Regions from separate parts of the Mus musculus genome. Here region 1 is linked to region 2. Evidence: chromatin loops called from intact Hi-C (ENCODE). Cell type or tissue: heart. All regions are shown on one strand.

What was found. Hi-C counts contacts between places; a loop is a spot of excess contacts. Peaks named below come from ENCODE experiments on the same cell type or tissue, not always from the same donor. Only the 100,000 strongest peaks of a DNase experiment are listed, where the experiment ranks them.
Region 1: a loop joins it to region 2, with 2.3 times the contacts of the local background. A loop is called at or near these places in 3 of 42 quality-filtered maps.

What each region holds. Positions count from the first base shown.
Region 1 is chr4:123,410,885-123,413,384 of GRCm38, reverse strand. The region is part of intron 57 of Macf1 (microtubule-actin crosslinking factor 1); the gene reads left to right. D830031N03Rik (RIKEN cDNA D830031N03 gene) reads left to right here and starts at 1,474. Exons shown (of 1, transcript NM_001167918.1): 1 at 1,474-2,500. In heart, a CTCF peak has its summit at 968 (motif pointing left); DNase peaks (open chromatin) are centred at 674, 1,214 and 2,034; H3K4me3 peaks cover 2,138 bases; H3K27ac peaks cover 2,279 bases.
Region 2 is chr4:123,464,756-123,467,255 of GRCm38, reverse strand. Macf1 (microtubule-actin crosslinking factor 1) reads left to right here. Exons shown (of 98, transcript NM_001199136.1): 38 at 1,182-1,397; 39 at 1,751-1,900. Among named protein-coding and RNA genes, the nearest start is that of D830031N03Rik, 54 kb to the right of the region's middle. In heart, no CTCF peak of the experiment used is centred here; a DNase peak (open chromatin) is centred at 1,235.

The sequences.
Region 1 (2,500 bases), 54 kb after region 2:
TTACAGATGGAAAGTCTTTGTATTTGAGTGGGTAGAATTGATCAGCTTCTTTAGGAGTGAGAAATGAAGTATAAAACATTTTGCCAAGCAAAGTTGTCTTTTACTTGACTAATCTGATCATGGGCTTCAGCCTGTACCTCATTTTTGCCAAGGAGTTTCTGGCTCCTCAAGTAAGTTTAAGGCTTAGCTCCAAGCTTCACTGCCAAATCTCCACACACCAGTGACTCGTTTTATTTACTGTTTGTGTGAAGAGTAGAAATAACTTTCTCATAAGTTTTATCATCTATATTAACTACTTGGGCCAACAGGACTTTGTACATTTTAACTGACCTTTTTCATCCTCATGAAATCCGAGGGACCATCATAAAGGGAGTCAAGTATTACACCTCAAAGAGATGCAAGCTACCTCTGGCAGGCAGTCTTCTGGGTTGCTTTGTACTTTTCTTAACAATTACAGGGTCTCTAGATAGCTTTCCTAAAATCCAGAACGTAGTTTGCAGGATTGTGTAACACATTTCTCTAATATTTTCATTCTTGAGACTTGAAATATGAACTCATGCTTTTCATCTAGCCCTTCAGAGGCTCAGATTTCCTTGGACGTGCACAGCGGTTATAGCCAATCCAGGTGTTGGTCATGGGCTGTTCCTGCTAGAGTCTCCACTGCCCTGCAACCCGCACCCCATTTTCCGGTCATTAAGACCGCTGAAGTCTGAGCAGAGAAATCCAGGTGGCGAAATGGGCCAAGATCTGACATACTTGAGAAGGGAAACTGTGCCTAGAGTTTATCCAATAACTTGGTTCCTGAGTCTAACTTAATTCCTTGGCATGCCAAGAAAAGACTGTGTTTAAGGCTAGCCTGTTCTTTGGTCAGCGCCAGAGGTGACATTGGAAAAATACAGGGATAGTCGTTGGCGGCAAAGCTGGAGCCTAGGATAGTGCAGACCGCCCACCCCAGCCCGTACGTCTCTACCGGCAGATGGGGCCCCCGAGTGGCCCTAGCCACTACCGGCTGGTAGTGGGGGCGGCGGGGGCGCCCCTTCTGGGTTCGCCCTTGGGCTGGGCTCCCATCCCGCCGGTTGGAAAGAAGCGGGGGCGGAGGGGCCGGGCCAGCGTTGTGAGGGCGGGGCTTTCCTTTGTCAGGGGATTTGCCCGGCATGACCAGGACTGCCCCTCTCCTCTCACCCTCGCAGGCGGGGACACTATTACTCCCGTGGGTGAGGAGGGAGTGAGCTAGAGGGGGTGCGGGATGAGCTGGAGTCCCTCGCCCCAACCCCGGGAAGCCCCTCCCTCGCCGCCTTGGCCTCCAATCCTTGCCTCCGCCCCCTCCCCTCCCGGCGGGGCTCCCTATAGGCCCCGCCCCCGTCCTCCTCCCTAGCAGTCGGCGCCGCGCGCTCCCGGGCTTCCAAGGGGGCTGCCCGGGCGGGGCAGCGGCTGTGGCGGGGCTAGAAGGGGGAGGAGATCCGCCCGCCACCCGAGCACTTCCAGCCAGCGGCGTGTGAGCGGGCCGCGCGGCGTGAGAGAGGCGGGCTCGCCCCCCTCGTGCGGCCGGAGCGGAGCCTTTTGTTCCCGGCCAGAAGTTTGCATGCCGGGACCGTGACAGCTGCGGGCGGGGAGGACGGCTGCAGGGCCGGCGGCGTGGTGGAGAAAAGAGGCGACTGCTTGTCATGCAGCCCACGACGCGGCGGCTGGGGGCCGGGGACCTGCAGTGGCCGGGGAGGCGGCGCCCACAGGACACGGGACTTACTGCTGCCGGAGGGACAAACTAACTTCCTGAGCGCTAGACCCAAGGCCGGCCCGCCGGGAGCCACCTGCAAGGTTGCGGTGAGGCGACCCTGGCCCTCCGGGGCGCGAGGCATGGCGCGGGTTTGCGGGCGGTGCTAAGTGAGTCCAGACTGCCTCTTGGCCGCTGCCGCAGCCTGCCCGCCTTCTGAAAGGCCCAGCGTGGGCCTCCACTCGCCTTGTTTTGCGGCCACGATACAGTGTTGGCTTGGAAGCCACAACAATGCCATGATGTTTTGGAGACAGGAAGCCCCAAGCTGGCCCCGAATGAAGGACTTCCTGTGTTTAAAGTTGCAGGAATATCCGCTGACCAGCCCTGTTCAAATGCAAACACCCAACTAGAGAGGACGAATGGCTAATTCAGACCAGCTGGACTCTTTAGGGCTGAACACAGGATAAAATGAAAGGAATTCTTAGGAGCTTGGACCATACTTGAAGGCTAGAGAGGGTGTGCCATTGTTATAAAGGACATAGTTGGTATACATTTTCTGCTTCCAACTCAGCTTTGGTGCGAATCGAGTGAAACTAGATATTGAATAAGACTTGTCAATATCAAACGATTTTTTTGCTGACTGAATTTGAAAGGGCTTTAGAAAAGTAAAACCAGAAGCCATACAAGTATTTGTTTTATGTTTATTGATTAAATAATATCATTTGTCTTTCTGCAGTTATGAGGCTGCTAGCCTGTGAGGGAAAACCTGTTTGTCTTATTAGAGTTTCT
Region 2 (2,500 bases):
CCCCAGCAATCTTCTTGTTCTTCATCTCTCTCTGAATGAAACACTAGGGCTGCATGTGTTCATGGCCCTGAACTCAGGTCTCCATGCTTCCTCAACAAGTGCTCTTACTACTGAGGCCTATCCCCAGCCCTATTTCTGTTGTTTAAAGAATGCAAAAATCACTGAAGAAACTGAAGAAAAAGTCCTTTAGGAAGAACAGAGGGCAGAGATACTGAGTCCAGTGAAGAGTAATTTATAGATGACCTTGGTAAAAAAAATGGTTTCCATGGACTGTGAGATTTAAATGAGATGACAGGTGATTACTGAATGTCATTCTTTCTTGAAGTGTTTGTGTTGCAGGCAAGAAAAGAGGTAGGACATAGTATGACTAAAAAATGTTTTCAGTGGATTTTGGAGGGAGGAAAAATTGGTAATAGATAGTTGCCGCCTTTTAAGACCATTAGAAAGAATCAAAAGGCAACCTTGAAAGGGAAACCAAGTCACTCATTGAGATTGAAGATGAAGAAAATTGAGGCTGCAGAAGTTTGCCTTGTTTCTCAATGTCGGTATGTGGTATAAATAGGTGGCTAACATGGAAGTGAGGCTATGCCCCCAAAACACTGTTCCACTCTTCCACCGGCCACTGCTGGCCTCTCTATTGAGAAGTAAGAATGCTGTAGAACAGTTGAGTGGGAAGACTGTTTTCAGTTATTTTTATATTCTTTGGTTCTTTCCCCTTAGAGTTTCGATGAAAAGAGTCGTCTTTTTGGTTGTTTTCCCTTGAAGCACATTACTTTTACATGTCAGCTGCCAGGAAAAGGAAAAGGAAAATTGATAATTAGAGAGGAGTCAAGGTAGTGACAGAGTGTTACAGTGAGTCAGAAACCTGAATCCAACCTAACTACTCTCCTATTTCTATTTGGTGGCCTCAGACAAAACAATGCATGTTGTTTAATGCTGAGGAATGTTAGTTGATTGGTGATTAAACTAAGGAACCTACATAAAAAAACCAATCTTTTAAGTCCTATGTAGATGAGAGGTGAGCTAACACGTGTACACAGTTGATTCCCAGAAGGTAAAATTGCTACTCTATACTGGGGGTTGAATTTAGGCCTCAGGAAAGAAAGGCACATGCTCTTGTACTGATCTCCAGGCACCACACTGCCCCTGACTTTGGGGGTAACTTTACTCTGTTTCCTCAGGAACTTGACAGGGAATTAAAAGATCTGTCCACTGTGGTGAGTCAGGAATTGGAGTGTGTGGATCGGATTGTTATCAGTCAGCCACAAGAAGTTCCTGCTCAGCTGTTGAAGGCATTAGAGAAAGATGCCAAAAATCTTCAGAAGTCTCTAGACTCTGTTAGTGACTCTTGGAGTTCCAGATTCCTCCACCTCCAGAGTGCTGTGGAAGTAAAAAAGGTAGTGTCTTGGTTTGGTGGTGTTGGTTTTTTTTGTGAGTTTTTTTTTTTAAAGGGTTATTTTTAATTATGTATATGTATATTGAGGGCTATGTGTATGTGAGTGTGGGTGCCAGCAAGAAAGGAAGGGACCCCTGCCCCTGGTACTTGAGTTACATACAGTATGTTTGTGAACTGCTTGGTGTGGGTGCTAGGAACCAAATTCAGGTACTTTGTAAGAGCAGCAAATGCTCTTAATCACCCAGGCATCTTTCCAGCCCTAGTGCCTTGCTTGTTCTTATTCCTAAGGGAGGGCCCACACAAAGCCTGGGTAGATCTGGAGAGGGATGGTCTGACTTGCTGTTTATTTCCTAGGCCACAGTGTTAAATCGGCACAAGGAACTGCAAGGCAAACTTCAAGATCTGAGAGCCTGGGTCGGCAGAGCCAGTCTTACTCTGAACAGCAAGGGCTGTGACACTGAAACTGACGCTGACAGCCTGAGTCACACTCTCCAACCATACAAGGTAAGCTCCCCATCCATTCCCGCCACGCCCCTTGACGTACCTTTATTCTCCTTACTGCCAAATCTGTCTTTATATTTAACCTTTCTTAGAAAGGCCAAATCTCCCTTTCAGAACTTAGATGACTTATGCTTAATTTTTAGGATTATTATACTCCTGGGGGTCCGGAACCTTTGACTATTTCTCCTTGAAATTATTCTCTGAGAGAGAGCCCAAAGTATGGCTTTAAATTACCAATTTGATATCTATTTTATACTGAGCAGCTAGGGTCTGTCTCTTGTTTCTCTCTTGCCTAGTGTCTAATCTTGCACAATTTGTGGAGTGCTTTTCATTGTTGACCTAGAGTGTAAGTAGGTAAGGATTTTCTGTAGGCTAGAAGTAAATAAGTCACGCCTTTTATCCCAGCACTCGGGAGGCAGAGGCCCGTGGGTCTCTGAGTCTGAGGCCAGCCTGGTCTACAAAGTGAGTTCCAGGACAACCAGGGAAATCTTGTCTTAAAAAACAAAAACAGCAAGAACAAAAAGATAAAAGAATCTCTTTTATAAAGTTTTTTTTAAAGTTTCATGCTTATTTATGGGGACCTGAGTGTAAGTATGTATGCCA